Regions from separate parts of the Homo sapiens genome. Here region 1 is linked to region 2. A link is a contact called in ENCODE Hi-C or POLR2A ChIA-PET data. All regions are on one chromosome and are shown on one strand. Each heading gives the region's core, a stretch centred on a gene start or an enhancer-like site at or near the end of the contact. The rest is flanking DNA. Distances are from core to core; before and after follow the strand shown.

What was found. A loop is a pair of places that touch in the nucleus more often than their neighbours do. ChIA-PET counts read pairs that join two places held with the same protein, here RNA polymerase II (POLR2A). Pooled maps may share reads with other maps.
Region 1: a pooled map shows a loop between it and region 2 (2.0-fold over the local background). The contact joins the promoter of SMO here to the enhancer-like site in region 2. A Hi-C loop is called at or near these places in 2 of 50 pooled maps. POLR2A ChIA-PET finds 5 or more read pairs at or near these places in 3 of 52 experiments (HEK293, Panc1 and WTC11).

The regions. Positions count from the first base shown.
Region 1 is chr7:129,184,592-129,191,358 of GRCh38, forward strand. SMO (smoothened, frizzled class receptor) reads left to right here and starts at 4,042. Exons shown (of 12, transcript NM_005631.5): 1 at 4,042-4,891. The coding sequence starts at 4,561. RefSeq lists an enhancer at 3,260-3,349 and silencers at 3,979-4,248, 4,479-4,738.
Region 2 is chr7:129,091,077-129,097,813 of GRCh38, forward strand. It overlaps the pseudogene LOC112267982. Among named protein-coding and RNA genes, the nearest start is that of TNPO3, 39 kb to the left of the region's middle. RefSeq lists an enhancer at 4,156-4,205. Within about 2 kb of position 4,280, at least 4 of the 41 ENCODE cell types and tissues checked have a DNase peak (open chromatin) inside an H3K27ac peak, as active enhancers do.

The sequences.
Region 1 (6,767 bases), core at 2,792-5,291, 93 kb after region 2:
ACTGGAGCACAGCCGGGTGTGGTGGTTCACACCTGTAATCCCAGCACTTTGGGAGGCCGAGGTGGGCAGATCACCTGAGGTCGGGAGTTGGAGAGCAGCCTGGCCAACATGGTGAAACCCCATCTCTACTGAAAATACAAAGATTAGCTGGGCATGGTGGCAGAAGTCTGTAATCCCAGCTATTCCGGAGGCTGAGGTAGGAGAATCGATTGAACCCAGGAGGCGGAGTTTGCAGTGAGTTGAGATCGCACCACTGCACTCCAGCCTGGGCAACAGAGCAAGACTCCATCTAAAAAAAAAAAAAATTGGAGCACTGCAACAGTTATGTTCCGAATTTTGCCAGTGTAACAACTGAACCACAGGAGGCAGCCATGGTCTCAGTGATACCCATGGATACGTTCACATCAACCCTCTTTGACTGGAGGGCCCACAGGCAAATGACAGTCAACATTGAATTTGTGACCTCAAAATGCCAAAATACTTTATGAGAATGACTCAGAAATCAAGAAGCTACTTGTAACAAATCAAGTACTGAAATGCATTGTCAACACAGGACAGCCTCTCATCCCTGAGAAAAGGATTGTGTTAGGACATGCAGTTGAGGCTAAGACTCTTGAGGAACTGGGTGGGGTGTGGCTCAGGCTTGCTTGGGAGAGAAGCACTTTGCAGCCTGCCACCAGGCTGGAGACCTGAGTGTGCCAAGTCACTCTGCGTAGTCTAACAGACACTGGCAGTCTTGTATGTCTACAGGAGGGGATGCATGAACTTTCTCCAGGAACCTGAATACCATTCACGAACGACTGGGAAATTCCCTCTCCCCAGTCCCCACTGAACAGTTTCCTTCTCTCAAATGACAGGATTCCTGAATCTCTTTCTACTTCCTTCTATATCTAGGAGATAGCACATCGCTGCAGCTGTCACTAATGGGAACGTGGCCTGATAGCTGTGGACAGTACTAGCAGCATTTTCTCAGTCTGCCTTCCTGCTACCCTTTGCTAGGCCAGCAGGATTCCCACAAGGGAATACTGAAGTCTGATGAATAGGAGCACATGTGTGCATGAGTGTACACACACACACACACAAACACACACACACACAGAATTGAGAACTTATGGTATATTCTCCCCTCAAGAAGGGAAGAGCATTCTGGCTGGAAGATAGTGTCTTAGGATAGCCTCAATTTACCTCTGCTATCTCCAATGTGAAGGTATTATATTCCCACAATGCGAATCTTCCTCATACTTCCTGAGAAACCTCACACAAGAAATGGGAGAGCCTATATCCTTGAAGAATTACCTACTGACATTTGGAGTAGAGAAATAAGGGCCTGCCTGAGCACATGTGTAAGTTCTTCCCTAATACATGAAATATTAGGAAAATCCCACAGGGCTTCGAGACTGCCACAACCAGATATTTTACTCTTGCTCACTCAGGAAGGTAAAGAGAAAAGCAAAAACAAACAAAACAACACACACACACAATCAAATAGAAAATAAGTGCAGATAGTTCACAAAGCAAAGCATCGGGTGTGCTATCAGGCTCCAAGGCAGCTTTCTCTACAGCTTGGACTTAGACATGTTATAACAGCCATTTTATTATGTCACAGAAAGAAATAACTGAAGTAGGTCATAACATTTCAAATTATTTTTCCAGTAGGAATATTATGCCCTGATGACATAGTCTAGTTTCACTTCTTCCATAAGTCACCAGAGACTTTCCTTAAAATGGTCCCTTGTCTCCAGCCTCTTGCACTTCATGCCATCCTCATGTTGCCTTATGTATTAGTCTGTTCTCGCATTGCTATAAAGAAATACCTGAGACTGGTCAGGTGCAGTGGCTCACACCTGTAATCACAGCACTTTGGAAGGCTGAGGTGGGTGGATCACTTGAGGTCAGGAATTTGAGACCAGCCGGGGCAACATGGTGAAACCTCGTCTCTACTAAAAATACAAAAATTAGCCTGGCGTGGTGGCATGTGCCTGTAATCCCAGCTACTCAGGAGGCTGAGGCAGGATAATCATTTGAACCTGGGAGGTGGAGGTTGAGGTGAGCCGAGATCACACTGCTGTGCTCTGAGATCACACCACTGTGCTCCAGCCTGGGCGACAGAGCGTGACTCCGTCTGAAAAAAAAAAAAAATACCTCAGACTGGGTAATTTATAAAGAAAAGAAGTTTAATTGGGTCACAGTTCAGCAGGCTATACAGGAATCATAGCAGCTTCTGCTCCTGGAGAAGCCTCAGGAAACTTCTAATCATGGTGGAAGGCAAAGGGGGAGCGAGACATCTTACATGGCAGGAGCAGGAGGAAGAAGCGGGGAGGTGCCAAACCCTTTAAACAATCCTCGTGAGAACTCACTCATTATCGTGAGAGCAGCACGAGGAGGATGGTGCTAAACCATTCATGAGAAACTGCCTCCGTGATCCAGTTACCTCCCACCAGGCCTCACCTCCAACACTGAGGATTACAATTCAACATGAGATTGGGTGGGGATGCAGATCCAAACCATATCACCTAATATTAACCAGTAAAGATTAATATCATTCCCCTAGTCAAAACTTTGAGATTTCCTTACTATCAAGAGAATTGACCCTTAATTCTGTGTGTTATTTGAGGCTTCTTACCAATCAGTTTCCCTACTTATCTATGTCCTTATTCTAACTCCTCCTACTCACACTTTAGTCCTGGATTCAAAACCCACCTCCTCCACTTCTATCCACACTGACCTCTGTCCCCTATTCCTATAGCATACTCACGGTACATCTCATTTTGGCAGCTTATTTATCAAGTGATTACTATGTATGCTCAAGTGAACTAGATGTTTTGTGAACACTAAGAGAATGAGATAAGGTCCCTGACCTGAAGGAGGGAACGTTGCTGTTCTGTCATGCTATGTTTCCTGAGAGCAAGCCATGTATCCACAGGAAAATGGAAGTCTACAGGTTCCTCCAGGATGTCTCTGTGCTATGTACATGCTGGAATTTCAGAAAGACTTGCTAAATTGAATTAAATTCTCTCTCTCTCTCCAATTGATATAGTTGAAGTGCAATAACTAATATGCACTTAAACTGTCCAAAGTAACAGAACTAGTCCACTACCGCTAGGCCATGAGCAAGTCTTCCAGGGGTAAGAAAGGAAAACCCACCCTGGTGTGCAGCCCGATCAGCAACAAGGAAAAAGTTGCTCAGTGCAAGTCTACTCTCCTGTTTGGAGCCTTGTGGTTATGCTGGGTTATACTTGGTTGTGCAGGTGTAAACTGCTGAAGTGGGAAATTAAGTGTGGTGACCAAAAGTGTGATGCTCAAAGGAGTGAGGAAAGGCAAAATGAGCAGAGTGGGGAAGAGGAGCAGCAGAAACCTCCCAGAGCAGATGAGCAGCAGGGCCATCAAAGAAGGACTGGTTTCCTTCTCACATAACCAAGGCCAGTCCCTGGGAACCACAGTTCAGACTTCACATATTTGTAGCAGTAAAGGCTTGATGTTGGCAAGTTTATTTCCCAGACACCTGTTCCCGCAGGTAACAGCAGCCAGAGCAGCTGCCGTGAGTGACTCTGAGGTCGTCTCTCTCAAAGGTCCCGAGCTGGAAGGATTTGGAGAAGCGCAAACCCCAAACCCAGGTTCTTCTCCATGGGGCCCCGGGATACGTTGGAAAATCTAACCAAAGCAGGAAAAACTGGCGGGCCTGGAGAACGGGGCAGAGATGGAACAGAAGTCCCCGTTGACTTCAGGCATCCCCTGTCTTTCCCATCCTGAGCCAGGAGAAAAGTCCGCTTCCTGCAGACGACCTCAGACCAAGCAAGGTGCCCGCCGAGTCTCTCCTTGCAGGTCCGGCCCACGATTTCCACTCATCTCTTTCCCCCGGGCGCGGGGCGGCGGCAGGCGGGGTCACCAGATCCCCCTAGCCCGGGCCCCTCCAGGCGCCAGGGACGCTGACGCTCGCGCTCTTCCTCTCTCGCCTCCCCTCCCCACCTCTCCGCTCCTTCGTCCAGTCCCTCCCCCAGCCTCGGCGCAGGGGGGCCGGGCTTGGCTCCGCGAGGCCCGTGCATTCCAGAGAGCCCAGCGAGCTAGAGCAACAAAGGAGCCGGGTCGCCGGCGGGGAGAGTTCGGGGGGCTGCGGCGCGCTGGGGCGAAGGTGGCTGCTGGGCCGCGGGCTGGCGCGGGGGCGGAGCCGGAGCTGCACTCGCACCCCCGGCCCGCGTCTGGCCTCCCTCGCGGGGCGGGGAGGTGGCTTTAATGGTGGGAGAGGGAATGGGGCTGGGGATTGGGGGCCCAGGGGTCTCCTAGGGCTGAAGACAACTTGGATTGCGAGGCTAGGGCTTGGGGAGTCGTGCATCCCGTTCCGGGCCTCCGCAGCCCAACATGGGCCCCGGGTTCCAAAGTTTGCGAAGTTGGGCGCCGAGGGGCCGGGGCGCGCGGAGCGTCCGGGGGGGCCCGGGCCCGGATTCTCTGGGCGCACAGGTCGCCTGAGCCGCCTCCGCGGCCGCCGAGGTCGTGCGTGTGGCCGGGGGGCTCCGAGGAGCAGGCGGGGGCGCCGGGGCTTTTGCTGAGTTGGCGGGGTTGGCCATGGCCGCTGCCCGCCCAGCGCGGGGGCCGGAGCTCCCGCTCCTGGGGCTGCTGCTGCTGCTGCTGCTGGGGGACCCGGGCCGGGGGGCGGCCTCGAGCGGGAACGCGACCGGGCCTGGGCCTCGGAGCGCGGGCGGGAGCGCGAGGAGGAGCGCGGCGGTGACTGGCCCTCCGCCGCCGCTGAGCCACTGCGGCCGGGCTGCCCCCTGCGAGCCGCTGCGCTACAACGTGTGCCTGGGCTCGGTGCTGCCCTACGGGGCCACCTCCACACTGCTGGCCGGAGACTCGGACTCCCAGGAGGAAGCGCACGGCAAGCTCGTGCTCTGGTCGGGTAAGTGCGGCGGAGCCGGGTCTGGGGGGCGGGAGGTGCCGCGGTAAGATGGGGGCACCCTTGGAAAGAACAGGCTCAGGCCTGAGTTTTGGAGAGGGCGGGGACAGCACCCGGGAGAGTTGGAGGGACAGATCCCGAAACTTTGGGGGCAGGTTACGTGCAGGATGGGACCCTCGGTCATGGGAAAAGGAGGGCAAGGAAGTTGACGAAGCGGGTCACAAAGGGCCTGAGCTGGTGGGTGAGCAAAGGATGGCGGGGATGAGGGGCCCGTGAGGAGGTGGCTCTAAGCCACGGGAAAAGACATTTTGTAAGAAGAGGAGATGCTCCACCTATTCTGGAAGCAGGGTGCCGGGGGATTCAAGGAGGTGTTGAAGACCCTGGGGAAATTGGAGTTGGAGAGGAAAAGGGGAGGGATGACGGAGGAAGAGGTTTAGACATTTGGAGGGAAGGGTAGGGGGACATGATCGAGTGAAGTTTTGAAGGAAAAGAAACCTCCCTAGTGATGAATTATTAAAAGGTAACCAGAAAGTTCTGGAAATCTTGATTTGGGAGACAGGAATGAAGCCTAGAGAACTGTGATCTTGTCTGGCTTTCACGGGAGATTTCATTCAGTTTGTGCATCTGAAAAACCGGCCCTCTGACGCATGCAGGAGGTTATGAAGGAATAAGACCTTTCTAACAGTTATTTGTGTTTTCTTTGGAAATTTGGTTACCGAGGCTGGTCAGGGCTGTGGAAGGACGCTTAAGTCTGGAGTGTTGAGAGCCTGTGGACACTTCCATGGTGGTTTGAAGTCCCAAAGCCCCCTCACTGGAGTGGCAGAGTCTGAAAAACTGCACACTGAACCCAAATGTCCTTCCTTAGCAGTGTGGAGTATACTCTCCCCCACCTGTCACTTTTCTAGATGAGGCTTGGAGGGTGCTGAGGAAGGGAGCTGGCCTTATCAGCCCTCGCTTCTAGCCAGTATGATTCTAAAACTGTCCTGGGAAAAAGAAAAGAAAACCAGGAGCCAGGAGCAGAACTGGGAGCCTCCCTCTTTTGACAGGGCTGGGGTACCCCATCTCTTAGCTCTGCCCAGGGGGCTGGTGAGGACCCTAATGTAGGGAGTGTATGTAGGCCGCCTGTCATTGACAAGTTCTCGGCCTTTGTCAGATGTTGGACAAGGCCATAAGGTTCCTGGCTTGGTGCAGATGCTGGAGGAGGAACTTGGAGGATGGTATCCATGGTACCCATGAGGAAGAGCTGCATCCTTTTTGGGGATCAGGTTCTAAAGTCAGCACAGCACATTAGACAGAAATCATGTGTAAACAACAGTGGCTTTGAAAACTCTGCAGATTACCATAGTGTAAGGTGGATGTGGTTTTGCATATACACTTCTTTTACGATGTTTGCATACATGTGTTACATGTATACTCATATATAAGAATGGGTATACATAGAAGATAAAATAATTGTAATTTTAAAGTTACATTCATGCAAAAGACTGAAATAATAATAATAATAATAAAAAGAACACCAAAGTGAGATTAAGCAAGATTGCTTTGAGCACCACCCAAAATGAGACTTGAGTTTAGGAGCCAGCTGTGTGGAAAGTCCAAATCTCTCAGCACTAGAATCTCACCCAGTTCTGAGTTGCTCATGCTGTCAGAGGATAATCTTTCTGTCCCTCTCTTTATTGATTGTGCAAGGACCCATGGTTTAATTTTCCCAAGTTAAATGCATGTTTGATGTTGCCTCTGTGTAGTTACCATCAGATCAAGGAGGAAGGGTATGAACCTCTTTCCAGCCCATACTCTTGAGAGCAGCTGCTGAGCAGACAGAAGTAGTTTAAGCTGGAACATGTATCAATTAGTACCATCTGCAGGTTGTGCAGGTTGA
Region 2 (6,737 bases), core at 3,030-5,529:
TTGCTCACTGCAACCTCCACCTCCCAGGTTCAAGCGATTCTCCTGCCTCAGCCTCCCGAGTAACTGGGATTACGGGCACCCACCACCACGCCTGGCCAATTTTTGTATTTTTAGTAGAGACAGGGTTTCCCCATGTTGGCCAGGCTGGTCTTGAACTCCTGACCTCAAGTAATCGGCCTGCCTCGACCTCCCAAAGTGCTGAGATTACGGATGTGAGCCACCGTGCCCGGCCAGCATTCCACTTTTGAAAGCCCCCGTGACCCTGGTCCAGAAGGACTTTGATTCCTGGCCCTGGTCTTCAAGCTCTTTGCAGAGGCAATGCACATTTTATTCTCCATGAGACCACAGGAAGAAAAAAAAACACCCTCAAATTTCCCAACCCCATGCCCTAAATTTCAATGCGCCAGAGATGAAATGCAACTTGCGAAATGCCTCCCTGCTCTTCTGCTCCACAGTTTCTCCATAGCTTGGCTTGGGGCAGGAGGGGACAGAGGAGGGTTTGGCCAGTCGGGGGTCTAGCCCTCAAAGCCAGATTAAACCCAGGCCACAGCGACTCCTCTCAATTCTGCAATTGGGTCCCAGCTCAGTGTGGCCATATCGCCCTCTTGCGGTAGAAAGCGGGACTCCGCCTGGCTAGGGGAACAGACGCCAGGGGCTGACTGTAACAAAGACCGGAAGCTCTTCTTGGATCCAAGGCAGGTGCAAGGAGGGAAAAAAGGTATCACCAGAGGGACGCTCTTCATTATGACTTTTTCTCTTTTTCCTCACCCTTTCTGCTTCCCAAACCCAGTTCTCCCACTTATCGTTGCCCACTATTAAAAACTGCTTTGTAATGAGAAAACCTGCAGTTTACAAGGTGTTTTCACAAACTTCATCTTATGTAAGCCACTCTCACTGCCTTTTCTCACTTCTCTTCCTCTTCCAGAATGAGAAGAAAAAAATGGAAAAAACAACAAACAAACAACAACAACAAAAAAAAACTGAAAAAAAATTACAAATGCCTTTCTAGTATTTTGCAAAAGGGTAGGCCTGCCCACACCCTTGGTTTAGGTTCCAGGACCAGTTATCTTGGAGCTGAGATCATAACCTTCACCCCTGTAAGGACCCCTTAGCTTTGTGGTCACAAATAGAGTCTTAAACTTGCCAGGGCTTGGTCACAAGAAGAGAGAGCAAAACATATGACCAAAGCGGCACAAGGCCGCTAAACAATTATTTTTGTTTCATCAACTGTTTTTTTTTTTTTAAGAGACAGGGGTCTCAGTGTGTTGCCCAGGCTGGACTTGAACTCCTGGGCTCAAGCAGTCCTCCCACCTCGGCCTCCCAAGTAGCTAGGATTACAGGTACACACTAGTGTACCTAGTGTACAGTAGTGTAACTAGTCTGGCTAGTTAATTAACTTTTAATTTAATTTAATTTTGAGATGGAGTCTCCCTCTGTCGCCCAGGCTGGAGTGCAGTGGCTCGATCTTGGCTCACTACAACCTCCACCTTCCGGGTTCAAGCGATTCTCCTGCCTCAGCCTCTCGAGTAGCTGAGACTACAGGGGAGTGCCACCACGCCCGGCTAATTTTTTGTGTTTTTAGTAGAGACGGGGTTTCACCATGTTAGCCAGGATAGTCTCGATCTCCTGACCTTGTGATCCACCAGCCTCAGCCTCCCAAAGTGCTGGGATTACAGGCATGAGCCACCGCGCCAGGCCTATTTTTTTGAGATGGAGTCTCACTCTGTCACCCAGGTGGGAGTGCAGTGGTGCTGATCTTGGCTCACTGCAAACGCTGCCTCCAGGGTTCAAGCGATTCTCTTGCCTCAGCCTCCCGAATAGCTGGGATTACAGGCATGTACCACCACACCCAGCTAGTTAATTAACTTAAAAAAATAATAATCAAATTATGGGCTGGCCGTGGTGGTTCAGGCCTGTAATCCCAGCACTTTGGGAGGCTGAGGCGAGTGGATCACTTGAGATCAGGAGTCCCAGACCAGCCCGGCCAACATGGTGAAACCCCATCTCTACCAAAAACACAAAAATTAGCCGGGCATGGTGGCGTGCACCTGTAGTCCCAGCTACTCAAGAGGCTGAGGCAGGAAAATCGCTTAAATCCGGGAGGCAGAGGTTGCACCAGGTAGAGATTGCACCACTGCACTCCAGACTGGGTGACAGAGCAAGACTCCATCTAAAAAAAAAAATTAATCAAATTATAACAAAAATTGAAAAATGCACAAATCATAAATGTACCATTCAAATAATTTTCACAGAGTACACCTGTGTAACTAAGCCTCCAGATCAAAAAAGAGAACATTACCAGCATTCCCTAATGCCCCCCTTCATGTTCCTCCCAGTCACAAATCACCCCCACTGTAACTCCTATTATGATTTTTAACATCATAGATTAATTTTATCTGCTTTTGAATTTCATATAGAAGGAATCACACAATATGTACTCACATATATGCCTTTTGCTGAGCACTGTGAATTAATCTATGTTGTTGCACACCATTCTTTCCTATTGTGCTAGTATGCCATTGTAGAAATATACCACAATGTATCCATTTTATTCATGGTAGACATTTTGGATATTTATAGTTTAGGGCTATTATAAGAGTGCTTCTTTGAACATTCTTGTATTCAAGAAAAAACAGCATTTTCTAGAGTGATCAAAGGGATTAATGGGACATTTATATACCTAGAAACATGATTTATATATATGGATATAAGAAAACAACAGGCATTATGAATCCTATTTATTTATTGAACTTCCATGTTTATTGCAGCACTATTGATGATAGCCAAGATTAAAAATCAACCTAAAAATGTCCATAATCAAATGAATGGGTAAAGAAAATGTGGTGTATATACACAATGGAGTATTATTCAGCCATAAGAAAAGAAAATCTTGTCATTTTCAATCATGTGGATGAACCTGGAGGACATTATGGTAATTGAAATAAGCCAGACACAGAAAAACAAATACCTCATAATCTCACTCATATGTGGAATCTAAACAAGTTGACCTCATTGAATCAGAGAGCAGAATGGTGGTTACCAGAGGCTGGGGTTTTACGGGGAGGTTTGGGGAGATGTCTGCCAAAGCACACCTAATTACAGTTAGATAGGAGGAATAAGCTCAAGAGATCTGTCACACAGCATGATGACTGTAGTTAATGATGATATATTCTATCTTTGAAGAATGCTAAGACACTTGATGTTAAGTGCTGTCACTACAAAAATCATAACTCTGTGAGGTAAAGCACTTAATTGGCTAGAATTAAGCATTCAACAATGTATATATACTTCAAAACATCATGTTGTAAATGATAAATGCATAAAATTTTATCTGACAATTTAAAAAGTAAATAAATTATATATCAATATCTATCTACCTATATATAGCTACATATATATATATATATATATATATATATATATATTTTTTTTTTTTTTTTTTTTTCCTTGAGACAGGGTCTCAAGGTCACCCAGGTTGGAGTGCAGAGGTGAAATTATGGCTCACTGCAGTCTCTACCTCCTGTACTCAAGCGATCCTCCCACCTCAGTCTCCCAGCTAGGTGGAACTAGAGGCGTGCACCATCATGCCTGGCTGTTCGGAGGGTGTGTGTAGAGACAGGATCTCACTATGTTGTACCGGCTGGGTCTTGAATTCCTGGGCTCAAGCATTCCCCTCACCTCGGCCTCCCAAAGTGCTGGGATTAGAGGTGTGAGCCACTATGCCTGGCCAAAAAAAGTAAATAAAACTTTGGAACACATTATGAAAGGATAGCAGTAGGCTGGGCATGGTTGGCTCACACCTGTAATCCCAGCTCTTTGGGAGGCCGAGGTGGATGGATCACCTGAGGTCAGGAGTTCGAGACCAGCCTGGTCAACATGGCGAAACCCTGTCTCTACTAAAAGGACAAAAATTAGCCGGGCGTGGTGGCACGTGCCTGTTATCCCAGCTACTCAGGAGGCTGAGGCAGGGGAATCGCTTGAACCCTGCAGGTGGAGGTTGCAGTGAGCCGAGATCATGCCATTGCACTCCAGCCTGGGCAACAGAGCGAGTCTCAGAAAAAAAAAAGAAAGGATATCTGTATTCCAAATACTGAGTCTGTGTCTTTGTCATAACCTTAGCTGAAATTATCAAAAATATATAGTTCTTGTGGTGTTTTTGTTGTTCCACTAGTTAGTCCTAAGCATACAAACTCTGATGATTACCAGCATGTTTAACACATGGCATACAACACGGAAGCCACTGAAGTGCTTTAGGACTTTGACTTTAACCTTGTGCACCTGGAGTTTCTAGTGCTGATGGTGATGGCGTGGAAGACACTACAGAGACAGGAAGTGGTAACAGTTCCATTTCTGGCCGCTCTGAACACAGAATAAAGTTTGCATCCAAAATCACTGAAGAAATGTTTCAAACCACAAGCTTCCGCAGACCAGGCACAGTGGCTCACACCGGTAATTCCAGCACTTTGGGAGGCTGAGGCGGGAGGATGGCTCAAGTCCAGGATTTTGAGACCAGCCTGGGCAACATAGTGAGACCCCATTGCTACAAAACAAACAAAACAGAAACAAAAGCTTCCACAGTCTCTGAGAATTTTCTAGAGAGAATGACCAAGGACTTGGCTATAGTTAGGTAACTAAGAATAAAAACTGTAGACTGTGAACTGCACCCATGAAAATAAAGGAAGAGATCATATATGAAAGTGAGAAATAGGCCAGGCACAGTGGCTCACGCTTGAAATCCCAACACTATGGGAGGCCAAGGCAGGAGGATCACTTGAGACCGGGAGTTCAAGACCAGCCTAGGCAACATTGCAAAACCCTGTCTCTCATGCATCACTTACATAACCTAAAAGTAAATCACAAATGGCCTGTCCACCTAGATTTTCTTCATGCCTCTTACATTTCAGAGTTCTTAATCTTCCGTGGAAAAGTGTATATGAATGATGTCCACCCAAACTTTTCCTGTCTTTCCTTAAATGTAAATTCTGAAGGCTACAGCTTCCATATCTTTTCAGTATCACTTTTTGGAATGAATCTTTTTTTTTTTTTTTCCAAGACGGAGTCTTGCTCTGTTGCCCAGTCTGGAGTGTAGTGGTGCAATCTCCACTCACTGCAACCTCCGTCTCCTAGGTTGAAGCAATTCTCCTGCCTCAGCCTCCTGAGTAGCAGGATTACAGGTGTGCACCACCATACCCAGCTGATTTTTGTATTTTTAGTACAGATTTTCACCATGTTGGCCAGGCTGGTCTTGAACTGGCTGGTCTCAAACTCCTGACCTCGTGATCTGCCCGCCTTAGCCTCCCAAAGTGCTGGGATTACAGGTGTGAGCCACCGCGCCCGGCCTGGAATGAATTTTTATGCCCTGCTCTGGCAAAAGGTCTTGAGTGAAATGAGAAGACATAACTGGGTGTTTGGCTCCTGGCTCCTGTCTCTTCACATTCCAGGGCTCTTTCCTTTGCTCCAGGCAGGTGATCACGTCTGACTTAGATATAGCAAAACCCAGGGAGGCCAGGTTTCTGTAGTTCTCTAACAACACATCCCTATACAAATTCTGCTGTGCAGGGTCCAGGCATCCCCACTCCTCTGGAGAGAATACAGCCACATCCCTGAAAGTCAACAGACTCACTTCCCAGCTTCTAGGGTGTCCTGGTGTTCTCCCTACGGATCTCCAAGTACCTACAGATCACAAGTCTGCCGATCACAGCCCATTCTTGTATTTAGTTTTTGGGAAATATATGCACACATTTCTGTTGGCTTCATAACTAAGAGTGAAATTGCTGGGTCATAGGATTGCTTTCACTGATACTGCCAGCTTTCCAAAGTATTGTACTAATTTATATTCCCATCAGCAATATATGAGAGTTTCATGTTCTTTACAACAATTGGTATGTTATTTTTCATTTAGTTATCCTGGTATGTGAGTAATAGTATTTATTGCCTTGTTCTTTTAATTTACATTTCCCTAATAACTAAAGCACCTTTCCAGGAACTTATCAGCCATTTGGTTTGGATATCTTCTTTTGTCAAGTGCCTATTTAAGGCTTTTAGGCAAACAATTTAAAGTCTGAATTTATCCACCATGAATGTGATAAGAGCATTGTTAAGAATTCAGTTTAATCCCAAACAAGCAAGTTCTATTCATGAGCGACATAGAGAGATAATCCTTACACCTGTACGGTATTTGCATGATCTCATTTGGCTAATACAGCAAGTACTCTGGAAAGTAGAAGACTGAGGTTATGTTTTACCTAGAAGGAAGCCATCTTGGAGGGGTTGTGACATGCTCGAAATAAGTGGCAGAACCAAGATTCTCAACGTTTTGCAACTTCCTGACCAAATACTCATTTCACCATAATAGTTCTCAACTCCATTGAATTCCTCCACCTTTATAATAAATATTTTATATCATCCCCTTTACTACAATGAAATTAAATTTATAATTTCAAAAGATAATCAAGCCAAGCACGGTGGTGCCCACCTGTAGTCCCAGCTACTCAGGAGGCTGAGGCAAAAGGATCTGCTTGAGTCCCTGGAGTTTGAGGCTGTAATATGCCATGCTCATACCTGTGAATAGCCACTGCCCTCCAGCCTGGGCAACATAGTGAGACCCTATCTCTAAAAAAAAAAAAAAAGATAATCCATATATTGCCTCTATGATATAAAGGAGAAATAAAAGGATAGTAATTTATAATAAATAATTACTGGCCCGGCACAGTAACTCATGCCTGTAATCCCAGAAC